Regions from separate parts of the Homo sapiens genome. Here region 2 is linked to region 1. Evidence: chromatin contacts called from ENCODE Hi-C or POLR2A ChIA-PET data. All regions are on one chromosome and are shown on one strand. Each heading gives the region's core, a stretch centred on a gene start or an enhancer-like site at or near the end of the contact. The rest is flanking DNA. Distances are from core to core; before and after follow the strand shown. Region 1 overlaps ATG7 (autophagy related 7). Region 2 has its middle 77 kb from the start of TAMM41.

The links. A loop is a pair of places that touch in the nucleus more often than their neighbours do. ChIA-PET counts read pairs that join two places held with the same protein, here RNA polymerase II (POLR2A). Pooled maps may share reads with other maps.
Region 2: a loop to region 1 is called in a pooled map, with 2.0 times the contacts of the local background. The contact joins two enhancer-like sites. A Hi-C loop is called at or near these places in 1 of 50 pooled maps. POLR2A ChIA-PET finds 5 or more read pairs at or near these places in 2 of 52 experiments (AG04450 and BJ).

Annotation. Positions count from the first base shown.
Region 1 is chr3:11,390,038-11,396,084 of GRCh38, forward strand. All of the region lies in intron 19 of ATG7 (autophagy related 7), which reads left to right. Among named protein-coding and RNA genes, the nearest start is that of ATG7, 120 kb to the left of the region's middle. Within about 2 kb of position 2,579, at least 5 of the 41 ENCODE cell types and tissues checked have a DNase peak (open chromatin) inside an H3K27ac peak, as active enhancers do.
Region 2 is chr3:11,766,282-11,772,602 of GRCh38, forward strand. It overlaps a transcript of TAMM41 not described here. Among named protein-coding and RNA genes, the nearest start is that of TAMM41, 77 kb to the right of the region's middle. Within about 2 kb of position 4,715, at least 15 of the 41 ENCODE cell types and tissues checked have a DNase peak (open chromatin) inside an H3K27ac peak, as active enhancers do.

The DNA.
Region 1 (6,047 bases), core at 1,329-3,828:
GAAAGTGGGGATTGAGGCAAGTGGTAATTACTCATTGTTGTGTTGAAACCTCCTACGTATCCCAAATGTGGAATGTGAGCTCAACATCGCTCTTTCTTAAAGAAGACTATTTATTTTGTTGCCTGAGTAAAACCTTCCATAAAATTGCTAATAGGCCTATGTACAATATTTTCGTTATTTCAGTTTGACTTGACTGATAAGGAAGATTGATTTTAATCATAAGGCACACAGATTTTTTAAAAAGTGAGTGCAAAATGACTTGCTAATAGACTAATGTCTGAGTAAGAAAACAAAAACATGTGTCTCCCAGCTCTATTGGAGGAGCAAGAGTTTCATTTAACAATATCTGCTGTCTTTGCCTAATCACTCACTAGTTGCTATTTTTGATAATATTCCAATAGGCGCTGAAAGTATACCTGGAAAATGAGACCTATGTCATCCTATCCCACTCAGCAGAAGGACTGCAGTCCCAACAAATGGACCCTTTCACAGTGCTCCCTGGAGGAGACTGTATGTTTCTGTTGGGCTGTGCTAGTTTGATCTGTTCTTCTTGGGAAATTGCTTTTACTCTCACAGTATTTTCCTCATAATAGCCTCAGCAGTGGTAACTTTTTGACCTTTGTGGGTGGGTTTGATTTTTTTTTTTTTCCAGAAAGTAATTTGAAGCTGTGTGTTGTGAATAAAGAGAATGAGCAATTTGCAGGAAATTTTTAAAAAACTGCAAGTTAAAGTACTGCAAGGCTTAAAATGGCACATGGGTGTGAACAAATGAGAACGTTAGAAGGGAATTCAAAAGTATCCTATCTTTTGAGCTAAGAGCTGGCAGGACATTTTGATATGACTAGTGCAGCAGCAGTGAGCACTGGCTTTATCTGCTACCCACTAACCATGTGACCTTGAGCAAGTATCTCAAACTTTGAGCTTCAGTTTCCTCAGGTATGATGTAGTTGCAGTACCATAGCCATGAAGTTGGAATAAGAGCTCGTGTGATGGGTGTCATGTAGTTGGCACTGTCAGTGTTTTCCGTTGATCTTTTGTCTGAACAGAGATCAGGTGCCGTTCCCATTTCCTTTCCTGAATATACTCATTTTTGTCATTTACAGCCATAAAAAACTTTCCATCTTTAGAAGTTGACAAAAAAGGAGGGGAACAAAAAAGGGCCTGGCCTCAAGATGTGAGCAAATACTAATGTGCAAGTTTTTAGATTCTTTTTCTTTTTCTTTCCTTTTCCCTTTTCTTTTCATGACAGCTGTAAATCTAGGAGCTTAATTATTAACCTAAATGAAGCTGAGGTTTAATGTTCCCCGGAGCATGCACTGATGGGGAAGGATGAATTCTCATTTCCTGGAGGCTGAAGATCTGTGCAGGTGTCTGTGGCCAATGTTAAGCCTACGACTTTAGATGAGCTGGCATAAATCTTGGGAGAGTTTTCTTGTCTGTGTTCCCTCTGAATTTCTCTGTGCTGTTAGAGGCAGGGACAGAAGAGAACCAGCATGGCAGTGCTGGGCTCAGGGTGATGCCTGCCTGCCAGCACAGCGGTTCTTGTCCCTGTCCCACATTGCTTCTTGGAAGCCTTTTTACAGCCTCAATCATCTTGCTTTTTCTACCGCAGCTATAAATGGGTTGGAAGCCAGTGCAACATGGGCAGGGAGGACTTGGTTTAATCTTTTCAAGTGCTACAGCATTTCTCTGTTCCTTTGGCATCGTTTTATGGATGTTTTCCCAGTATCCCTTTCCAGTGTCTTATGAATTGGCTAGCAAGAGCGCTTCCCAGTCTATCAGATGGAGAGAGCATTAGGCTCAGAGAAATTACATGAAAGTCCAGGATTTCCAACTTCTTGTTCACTTTTCTACCATATTAATCATCTCTCAGACAGTGATGTGGTAGGATTCATATGCATAGAATTCCATTGTACTTATTGGGGGGGGGGTAATTTCACTTTAAATTTTTAGCAGCTTCGAGGACTTAATTGGTTAGGCTCCTTCAGGCTGTCTTTGGAAATCTTGTCCTTTGAAAAGGGAATGCTGATACCCAGAGGAATGTATTTCTTATGGTCATGTTTCAGACTGTAGCATCTTGAAAGTCATGTGGGCTAGAGCAACTTCTAGGTGTCCTTTAGCACAGATGCAGGCTGGGGGTTGAGAGTTTAAAAGCTTTTTCTCAAACTGTTTATGACAAACATAGTTCATCTCCCATTTTGGTTAATTCTCAGCTTAAGTATTTTAAGAAACATTTGGAGGGCAGGGACATGCAGCTGCTAAGAATCCAAGACAGTGCTGTTTTGAAAATGCAAATATTTCTGGTTTGCATTTACTTGAAGTAGGGTAGCTTTCTCCCATATATTCCCTTGAATACAGATATTCTTTAAATGACATCATTTTGAGTAGAATACAGAGTCCAGGTGGTTTTGGGGAAATCATTAAAAAAACAAACAAAAAAAACAAAACAAAACAAAAAAACAAAAGCTTAGGTATCATTGCATTCTAGGGGCCAAGAAACAGAACGATGGTATTTTTGGCAGGCACCCAGGCCCAGCAAAACCCACACCCCAAGGCTGTCTCTGTAGCTTCCTGTGGTTTTCCCACTGAAGAGAAACAGCCTTTCTCTTGGAGGGCCTGGGATGGCAAATATGTATATCAGCTTGATCAGAATCATAATATTCCGGCTTTGAGGTTATGTCCCAACAGGCTTCATTTAGGAAATTTGATGCACCACAATTGTTGCAAACTGAGCTGAACTGATTTTGTGGCTCCTAATGGTGCAAGTTTTTTGTTTGTTTGGTAGAAACTGGTAACGTCCTATATTAGAAGTTATGCTACCAGGTGATCTGTAACAATAAAGTCAAGTCTCAGACTAAATTTTGCCACAGATAAGAACATTAGCAAGCAGGCACAAAAGTTAGTCATTCAGCATGTTCCTGTGGACTGGGAAAAGCCCCAACCTGTCCTTTGGGTATGTATCTCACGTCAAAGTTTAGGTAGAAACAGATGCAGAAAAATTCTCAATACAGGACACATCTAAACTTTTCATTGGCGCAGGTGATGGAATCCTCTGTTAAGTGTCCAGACCCAGGACCAGAGTGCCACTGCAGAAAGTGTTAGGCTGCCTGGTTTGCCAGATTCTTATAACCCACGTATATATGCAAGGTTAGAGATCCCTGTACAGTATTTCCAGCCAACACATATATATATTGAATTCTATTGTTTTCATCGGAAAAATTATTTCTACCATCCTTTATACTTGTGAGGAAATCCTCTAGTATAGATTTCAAAGCTGTAGCTGATGCTTTTGTAATAGCCACACCTGGGGTATGCACTCCTGATTAGGGTACCTCAGATACTAACTAGCTACCCATAAGAGGAAGGGAGGGAGGGAGGGAGAAAGGGTTTGTGTGTCTTCCCACATACTTGCATGCATTCATACTGTGTATTCAGAAATATTTAAAAATAAATTACAGATAATAGGTATCTCTTTATTTGACCCTGGAAATATTATGTCTTGTATAATGTTGCCAGCCATTCATGAGTGACTTGAAATGTCAACTGACCTTTGGCCTGCCATGGTGTTTTAGTCAGAGCCATTGATGAATGGCTCACCATGGGGCAGAGAAGAGAGAAGAGAATGATAATTTTTGATAGTTTTGTAGGTTTTTTTTTTCTTTTATCTCAGTCTCATTCGGTTGCCCAGGCTGGAGTGCAGAGGTGCGATCTTGGCTCACTGCAACCTCCACCTCCAAGGTTCAAGGGATTCTCGTGCCTCACCCTCGCAAGTAGCTGGGAATACTGGTGCATGCCACCACACCAGGCTAATTGTTGTATATTTTGTAGAGATAGGGATTCGCCATGTTGCCTAGGCTGGTCTCAGACTCCTGAGCTCAAGCAGTCCTCCTCCCTTGGCCTCCCAAAGTGCTGGGATTACAGGCATAAGCCACCATGCCCGGCCAGCTTTGTAGGCTTTTTCAAGCTTTTTTGCATTCTTTCATTTGATATTCTGGTATTGTGGAGATGTTGTATCCCCCACTCAATTTTATACACAAATCGTTGTCCAGGGTCATAGAATGAGTAAATTACAGGAACTATAACTTGAACGAACTCTCATCCTTTATAGTTCCTCTGTACTATAAGGGCAAGTTACTACCAAGAAGAGCTATTACTATTCTTCAAAGAATACCATAGAACTTTTTCACCTTGGGGCAGTTATTGCCAAGGTAAGACCATGTACTAAGGATATATTATATAACAGAATGCTGGGAGATTTCTGTCTTAACTAGTGATAGGACAGGTGATTTAAACCAGCTCTCTTACTGAAGTCACCTTAAGAAACTGGATCAGTTGCTTCTAAAAATCTTCTTAAACATCAAATCACTATTATAAGGAGATTCTGAGTTGAGCTTTGAGAGAGAATGTAAGCACAGAGGAGCAAAGCCGTAGTATTAGGGCAATTTTTTGTTTTATGGCCATTTGCTGATCAGGAAAAGGAAGTTGAGAGCGTGAGCCACACCTTTAGTGTCCTTTCAAGGTGAAGGAGATAAAACTTGTAGTCTGGGTGCTTTCAAGCCTGAGAACCCTTATAAATCATTCTTGACTTTGGGTTGGAACTCTATCAAGAGATACACCTAGGAGTAAGGGTGAAGTGGGTGTAAACCATCCCTCACATTGGCTGTAACAATTTCACATTATTTAAGTGGCCCGGAAACCGTAAGGCTTCCTTGCATTAAGATAATTCTATTTAGCTAATGCCCATAGTTGCCAGGTAAAAGCAATGAAATCTTAGAGGGAAATATGATCCTAGTCCTAAAATTATTTATATAGATAATTTTGCTGTTACAATATCCAGCCACAGAGGTAACCAGGCACACAAGAAGAGAAGGTACCATAAGTGAGAGTTGGCAGAAGCAAAGACAAAAGAAATACAGACATACAGAGATTCTAGATATTGTACTTATTAGACATACACTATGAAATACTATTCTTACAGCATTAAAGGAAGTAAAAGCCCAAATTTTAGTTGTATTGGGGACTGGAAACTCTAAAATACGGCTTTCCAGATTTAAAAAACTGAAATCTAGAACTGAAAATTCAAAAACAAAATGAATAGGTGTATAGGCAATTATATACATCTAAAGAGCAAATTAGTGAAATGGAAAATAGGTTAGAAGAAACTTCAGAGTGAAGCACTGTATACACAAAGATGGAAAATATAAAAAAGGTAGAAGATAGAGTGAGAAAGTCTAACAGTCATAATTGGAAATCTAGAAAAAAAGAAATAATGGTTCTATAGCAACATTGAATGGGATTATAGATAAACTTTTTTTGAAACAAATGAAAAACCTGAAGCCTCAAATCCAAGAAGCCCAACAAATTTATAACAGTACAAATAAAACTAAATCCACACCAAGACCCATCATAATCAAACTTCAGAAAATGGAATATAAAGACATCTTAAAAGCAGTGGGGGATGGGGAAAAGACATTAACTTCTGAAGAATGATGGTCAGGCTTACAGTTGACTTGCAGAGTGTGAGCCACATGACAATGGAAATAACTTCTTTAGTGTGCTGAAGGAAAGAAACGCATCCCACAATTTTAAACCCAGCAGATAATACCGTTCAAGAATGAAAGGGCTGGGTGCAGTGGCTCACGCCTGTAATCCCAGCACTTTGGGAGGCCGAAGCGGGCAGATCACGAGGTCAGGAGATCGAGACCATCCTGGCTAACACGGTGAAACCCCGTCTCTACTAAAAATACAAAAAATTAGCCGGGCGTGGTGGTGGGCGCCTGTAGTCCCAGCTACTCGGGAGGCTGAGGCAGGAGAATGGCGTGAACCGAGGAGGCGGAGCTCGCAGTGAGCGGAGGTCACACCACTATACTCCAGCCTGGGCGACAGAGCGAGACTCTGTCTCAAAAAAAAAAAAAAAAAAAAAAAAAAGGTAGGGGGGGAAGAGTAAAAGTGAAGGTATTAAAGGTATTTTGTATAGACAAGAACAGAGTCCACCACTAGCATGTTTACACAAAAGGACTTTTATTGGGTCTTCTCCAAATAGGAGG
Region 2 (6,321 bases), core at 3,465-5,964, 380 kb after region 1:
AGACTCCCAGGTAGCTGGGGCTACAGGCATGCACCACCATGCTCGGTGAATTTTCTGTATTTTTTTGTAGAGACGGGGGTCTTGCTATGTTGCCCAGGCTGGTCTTGAACTTCTGGACTCAATCAATCAGCCCATCTTGGCCTCCCAAAGTGCTGGGAATACAGGTGTGAGCCACCGTGCCTAGCTGGGAAATTCTTATTTTGGAAGGAGAAGTACAGAAAAGAGGTAGAGTATGTTTTTATTTTTATTTATTTATTTTATTTTATTATTTTCTTCAGGCCAGATGTTTTTATTTTTATTTTTTGAGACAGAGTTTCACTCTGTCACTCAGGCTGGAGTGTTGTGGGTACAAATGGCTCACTGCAGCCTTGACTTCCTGGGCTCAAGCAATTCTCCTGCCTCAGCCTCCCTTGTAGCTGGGACCAGGTGTGTGCACTACTACATCTGGCAAATTTTTTTTACTTTTTTGTAGAGATGAGGGTCTCACTTTGTTGCCCAGGCTGGTCTCAAACTCCTGGCCTGAGGGGACCTTTCTGCCTCGACCTCCTAAAGTGTGGGATTACAGGTGTGAGCCACTGCATCCGACCTAGAGTATGTTTTTAAATTAAGTTTTTTATTTTGAGATCGCTGTAGATTCACATGCAGTTGTAATAAATGATAGAGAGTGATCCCATGTAACCTTTACCCAGTTCCCCCCACTGGTAACATTTTGCAATGCTGTAATATTAATACAATTTCCCAACCAGGATATTGATAGATTCACTGATTTTAGCTCTTATTTGATGTAGAGTATCTTTTTTTCTTTGGGACAGAGTCTCACTATGTCACCCAGGCTGGAGTGCAGTGGCATGATCTCAGCTCACTGCAACCTCCGCCCTCTGGGTTCAAGCAATTCTCGTGCCTCAGCCTCCCGAGTAGCTGGCACTACAGGCGCGTGCCACCATGCCTGGCTAAATTTTGTGTTTTTAGTAGAGACGGGGTTTCACCATATTGGCCAGGCTGGTCTCGAACTCCTGACTTCAAGTGATCTGCCCGCCTCAGCCTCCCAAAGTGCTGGGATTACAGGCGTGAGTCACCAGGTCCAGCCAGGGTACTTATCTTGTTTCTACTATCTTGCTATTATGAATGATGTTGTGATGTTGCTATGGATATTGCTGCATGAGTTTTTGTGTGGATGCATGTTTTCATTTCTCTTGGATATATACCTAGAGGCAGAATTCTTGGGTCATATGATGACTACACGGAACTATCAAACTGTTTTCTGTAGTAGCTTTACTATGTTACATTCCCACCAGCAATGTACGAGGGTTCCACTTACTCCCCATCCTTGTCAACACGTTGTGCATTTTTTTTTTTTTTTTTGAGACAGAGTCTTGCTCTTTTGCCCAGGCTGGAGTGCAGTGGTGCAATCTAAGCTCACTGCAACCTCCGCCTCCCGGGTTCAAGCAATTCTCCTGCCTCAGCCACCTCAGTGCCTGGGATTACAGGCATGTGCCACCACACCTGGCTAATTTTTGAATTTTAGTAGAGATGGGGTTTCACCATGTTGCTCAGGCTGGCCTCGAACTCCTGACCTCGTGATCCGCCCGCCTCGGCCTCCCAAAGTGCTGGGATTACAGACGTGAGCCACCGCGCCTGGCCATCTGTCCTTTTGATTATAGATTTTGATTATAGATCAAAATGGGTGCAAATCAAAGCCACAGTAAGACACCACTTCACACCTGTGGGGGTGAATAGGTGTGAAGTGGCATCTTACTGTGGCTTTTATTTGCACTGCCCTGATGGCTAATGATATTGAACATCTTTTTATGTGCTTATTGGCCATTTGCATATCTTCTTTGGATGTAGGTGGAAAACTTTTTTGTTTTTTTTTTGAGATGGGGTTTCATTCTGTAGCCTGGCTGGAGTGTAGTGGCGTGACCTCAGGTCACTGCAACCTCTGCCTCCAGGGCTCAAGCAATCCTCTCACCTCTGTCTCCTGAGTAGCTGGGACTACATGCATGTGCCAGCATACTAGGCTAATTTTAAAAATTATTTGTAGAGATGGGGTCTCCCTATATTGCCCAGGCTGGTCTCAAACTCCTGGGTTCAAGTAATCCTCCTGCCTTAGCCTCCCAAAGTGTTTGGATTACAGGCGTGAGCCACTGCACCCAGCCAAATCCTTTTTAAAGTCGTGAATGTACTTGATGACAAAGTGAATGTGACAAGGTATTTCCCACAATTTTATGTTAGAATAGAAGAAAAACATATGTTTTATGCAATTACATACTCACTCATTCATTTTCCAAGTACCTATGCTATTCCAGACACCAGGAAATTTAGAGAAGAAGGAGAAACCAGTTAGTTGATTATCAGAAATGGCATAGACAAGATGTTATAGTCCTCCTGGCACTTTTGTAACAGTCTGCTTCTGACTTATCCAAATGGTTCAGCTCCATTCCTGGCAGGGCAGAAAAGGCAATGAGACAAGGTTCCTGATTTCCAGTAGCTCACTATCTAGTGGGAGAGAGAAACACATAAATATGTCATTGCGGTCGCAGATGGTTATCTACCCACAGAGCTTAGGAGCACAGTGGAGGGAGCAGGTAATTCTGCTAGGCACCTAGAAGGGGTGCAGGAGGAGGTGACATTTGAATTTGGTCTTAAGAGATATTCAGACATTTGACAGATGGTGAAAGGAGAAGGACATTCTAGCCATCAGGCACGGCCTGGTCAAGGGCATGGCTGAGGATGTGAGAGCCGAGGGTGAGCAGAGACAGAGGGTGGAGGGGAGGAGTGGAAGGGAGTGGACCACGTCATGAAGAGCCTCACTAAGGAGCATCCATCTACAAACAGTCTCACTCTGCGCCCAGGCTGGAGTGCTGTGGTGTGATCTTGGCTCACTGCAACCTCTAACCTGACGGGTTCAAGCGATTCTCCTGCGTCAGCCTCCTGAGTAGCTGGGATTACAGGTGTGTGCCACCACGCACAGCTAATTTTTGTATTTTTAGTAAAGATGGGGTTTCACCATGTTGGCCAGACTTGTCTTGAACTCCTAACCTCAAATAATCCATCTGCCTTGGCCTCCCAAGAGATTTTTTTTTTTTTTTTTTTTGTAAGCAGAAGAGTGGTGTGGTTCGATCTGAGGTTTAAGAGATCACTCACAGGCAGCCAGTTGGATGGATTAAGGGGTCAGCAGGCCAAAGGGTAAATATTTGTGGCCTTGTGGACCACACAGTCTTTGTTACAACTTCTCAACTCTGCTGCTGTAGTGTGAAAGCAGCCATAAGACAATACATTTAAGTATTTCATTTAAGAAAGAACCCGGCTGTGTTCTAATGCACATGTATTTACAAAGCCAGGAGGTATGGATCTGTCCTGAGGACCATCATTTACCAACTCCTATATTAGACTAAGGTGGGAATGAAGGCAAGGAGACCACTGACTATGTGGAAATTCTCTCATGAATGGAGAAAATCAGAATGGGGTGAGGGAAGTGCAACCAAGGCAGAGGGTATCTTTCAGCCTCAAGAGGAGTCAGGTCCTCTACCTCGGCTGTGCTGGAAAGTGTGACTACACGCCTCACGGCCCAGCTCGCATTTCCTACAAAGCAGGCAGAACACCTAGTTATGCAAAGAGCATCACTCACAGCCACTGCAGCCACCTGGGAGGTGTGGAGCTTCTATCTGTGACAAGCCTGCCAAGGAACTCACAGGCCCAGGCAAGGAGAAGCCTAGAAAACAAGGTAGAAAGTCTTGGAAAAGCCTCATTTGGTCTGCGATGTAAGAAAACTTGATTCCAGTTAATTGAGGTAAAGAAGAATTGGTTCAATCTCATAGAATCCACAGGGGAGATGTGTGATTGGTCCCGCACTCTAAGAGCTGGAGAGCGAGAAGCAGGTGCCTCTTCTGGCCTCTGTGGGGCTGCACAGACTCTGTCTCCGTCTCTTCTGCAAAATTGGCATCCATGTGTGGACTGCTCATCAGTCAGTGTGGGGTGGAGACACAGAGAAAGTTCAGGAGTACATAAGTGGCCCCATAAAAACATGCACCCTACCACTACCCTGGAGGGCAGCTGACCGGGGGTGTCTGGTCCAGCCTCTCTAACAACTCCTGCACCTCTCTGTCCAAGCCCCTTCCCCTTGCTGGGCAAAATAAAGGGGGCAGTTTCGATCACTGGCTCTCAACTGGGATTTCTCCCAAAGTAGTAATGAGGTCGACTTGCAAGCATTTTTGGCTTTCAAAAAGCCATTTAAAATGCTCTGCTTGCTGATGAAAGCTGTGGTTTCTTTGCTCTCGGCTACGATTCTGTCAACTCAGGGTAGTAACACTGCTGAGCGCGTGCTGATCTGAAGCTCTGATTGGCTGCTGGTGACATAATAGGAAGGTCAGGAACGATTGGCTGGCAGCTGAGACCGGCTGAGCCACATACCAGGAAGGTGTGTTGGGCGTGAACAGAGCACGCTTAGAGCAGGAACAGAAGTACGAGCGACAGCCTACCAACATCCTTCAAGCATGGGGGCAGGGGAGGCATGTGTTAAATAACAGAGTCTTCAAGATAGTGAAAACTATGCATCATTTCTAGGGTCCTCTTTTGTGTAGCTCCTGTCTCCCCCTAGTCCCAGGTGTCTCTCCCCAGAGGGCTGGAGGGCCAGGCCAGGCTCGCAGACAAGTGGGTACATGTACCCCCTTCACTCCCAGTTCCCTCCTCTCTGCCCAGACCTGCTCTCCGCAGCCCTGAGGCGGGCAGCTGGTCCACCCTTCTCCCCTGCAGTTCTCTCTAGGCTTAGGACCCAGGTCCCTCCCTGCTCTAGGTGGTCTGGATGTCAGCATCTCAAGCTGCGGCCTCAGGCAGCAACAGGCACGCCCTTTATGAATTATCTGAGCAGAGCACAGCCACAGTGGGAGGAATAAAAATAACAAGAAACACAAAAGGTGCCTCCTTGAACAGGAAGAGACACTAGGGATGGGGGACTGGCTCACCTGGTGAGTCACCCTGCGTTCCCTCTTCTTGGCTGGCTATCAAAAGAGAAGAGAACACAGGCAATAACCTGTGGCCTCCAGGGACGGGCTGGGCGTTTTAGAAAGGCCCTGGGTTTGCAGAAGAGAACAGCACGCATGGTGGGGAGGCTGCTGGAGGTTGGGATTCTACGTCTGGCTCATGGCAAACCTGATGGATGACTTTGGGCTCTTTTCAGAGTCTCTGTTGCCTCATTTGTTTGTTTGTTTTTGAGACGGATTATTTATTTATTTGAGTCGGAGTTTTGCTTTTTGTCGCCCAGGCTGGAGTACAGTGGCCAGATTTGTTTGTTTGTTTTTGAGATGGATTATTTATTTTTGAGACAGAGTTTAGCTCTTTGTTGCCCAGGCTGGAGTGCAGTGGTGTGATCTCTGCTCACTGCAACCTCCGCCTCCCAGGTTCAAGCGATTCTCCTGTCTCAGCCTCCCAAGTAGCTGGGATTACAGGCGCCCGCCACCACGCCCGGCTAATTTTTGTATTTTTAGTAGAGATGGGGTTTCACCATGTTTGCCAGGCTGGTATCAAACTCCTGACCTCAGGTGATCGACCCACCTCGGCCTCCCAAAGTGTTGGGATTACAGGCGTGAGCCACCACGCCCGGCCTGTTTATTTATTTTTAATTTTAAAAAGTTTATATATTTAAGGGGTACAGGTTCATTTTTCTTACATGTGTATATTGTGTAGTGGTGTACCCATCATCACCCAAATAGTGAACACTTTACCCAACAGGTGATTTTCCAACCCTCACCCCCTCCCACTTTTTATAGTCTCCAGTGTCTGTTTTTCTTTTTCTTTTTTTCTTTTTTTTTGAGACAGAATCGCTCTCTGTTGCCTAGGCTGGAGTGCAGTTGTGCAATCTCAGCTCACTGTAAACTCCACCTCCCAGGTTCATGCCATTCTCCTGCCTCAGCCTCCGGACTAGCTGGGACTACAGGCGCCTGCCACCACAGCTGGCTAATTTTTTTTTTTTTTTTTGTAGTTTTAGTAGAGACGGGCTTTCACCGTGTTAGCCAGGATGGTCTTCATCTCCTGACCTCGTGATCCGCCCTCCTTGGCCTCCCAAAGTGCTGGGATGGCAGGCGTGAGCCACCGTGCCCAGCCCAGTGTCTGTTTTTCTACTCTGTGTGTTCATATGTACCTATTGTTTAGCTGTCACAAGTGACAACAAGCGGTATCTAGCTGTTTCGGAGTTATTTCACTTAGGATAATGGCCTCCAGTTCCATGTTGCTGCAAAAGACGTGATTTCATTCTTTTTTTTAATGGCTGAGTATATCCATGGTGTGTGTATGTATCACATTTTCTTTATCTGATCCTTGGTTGAT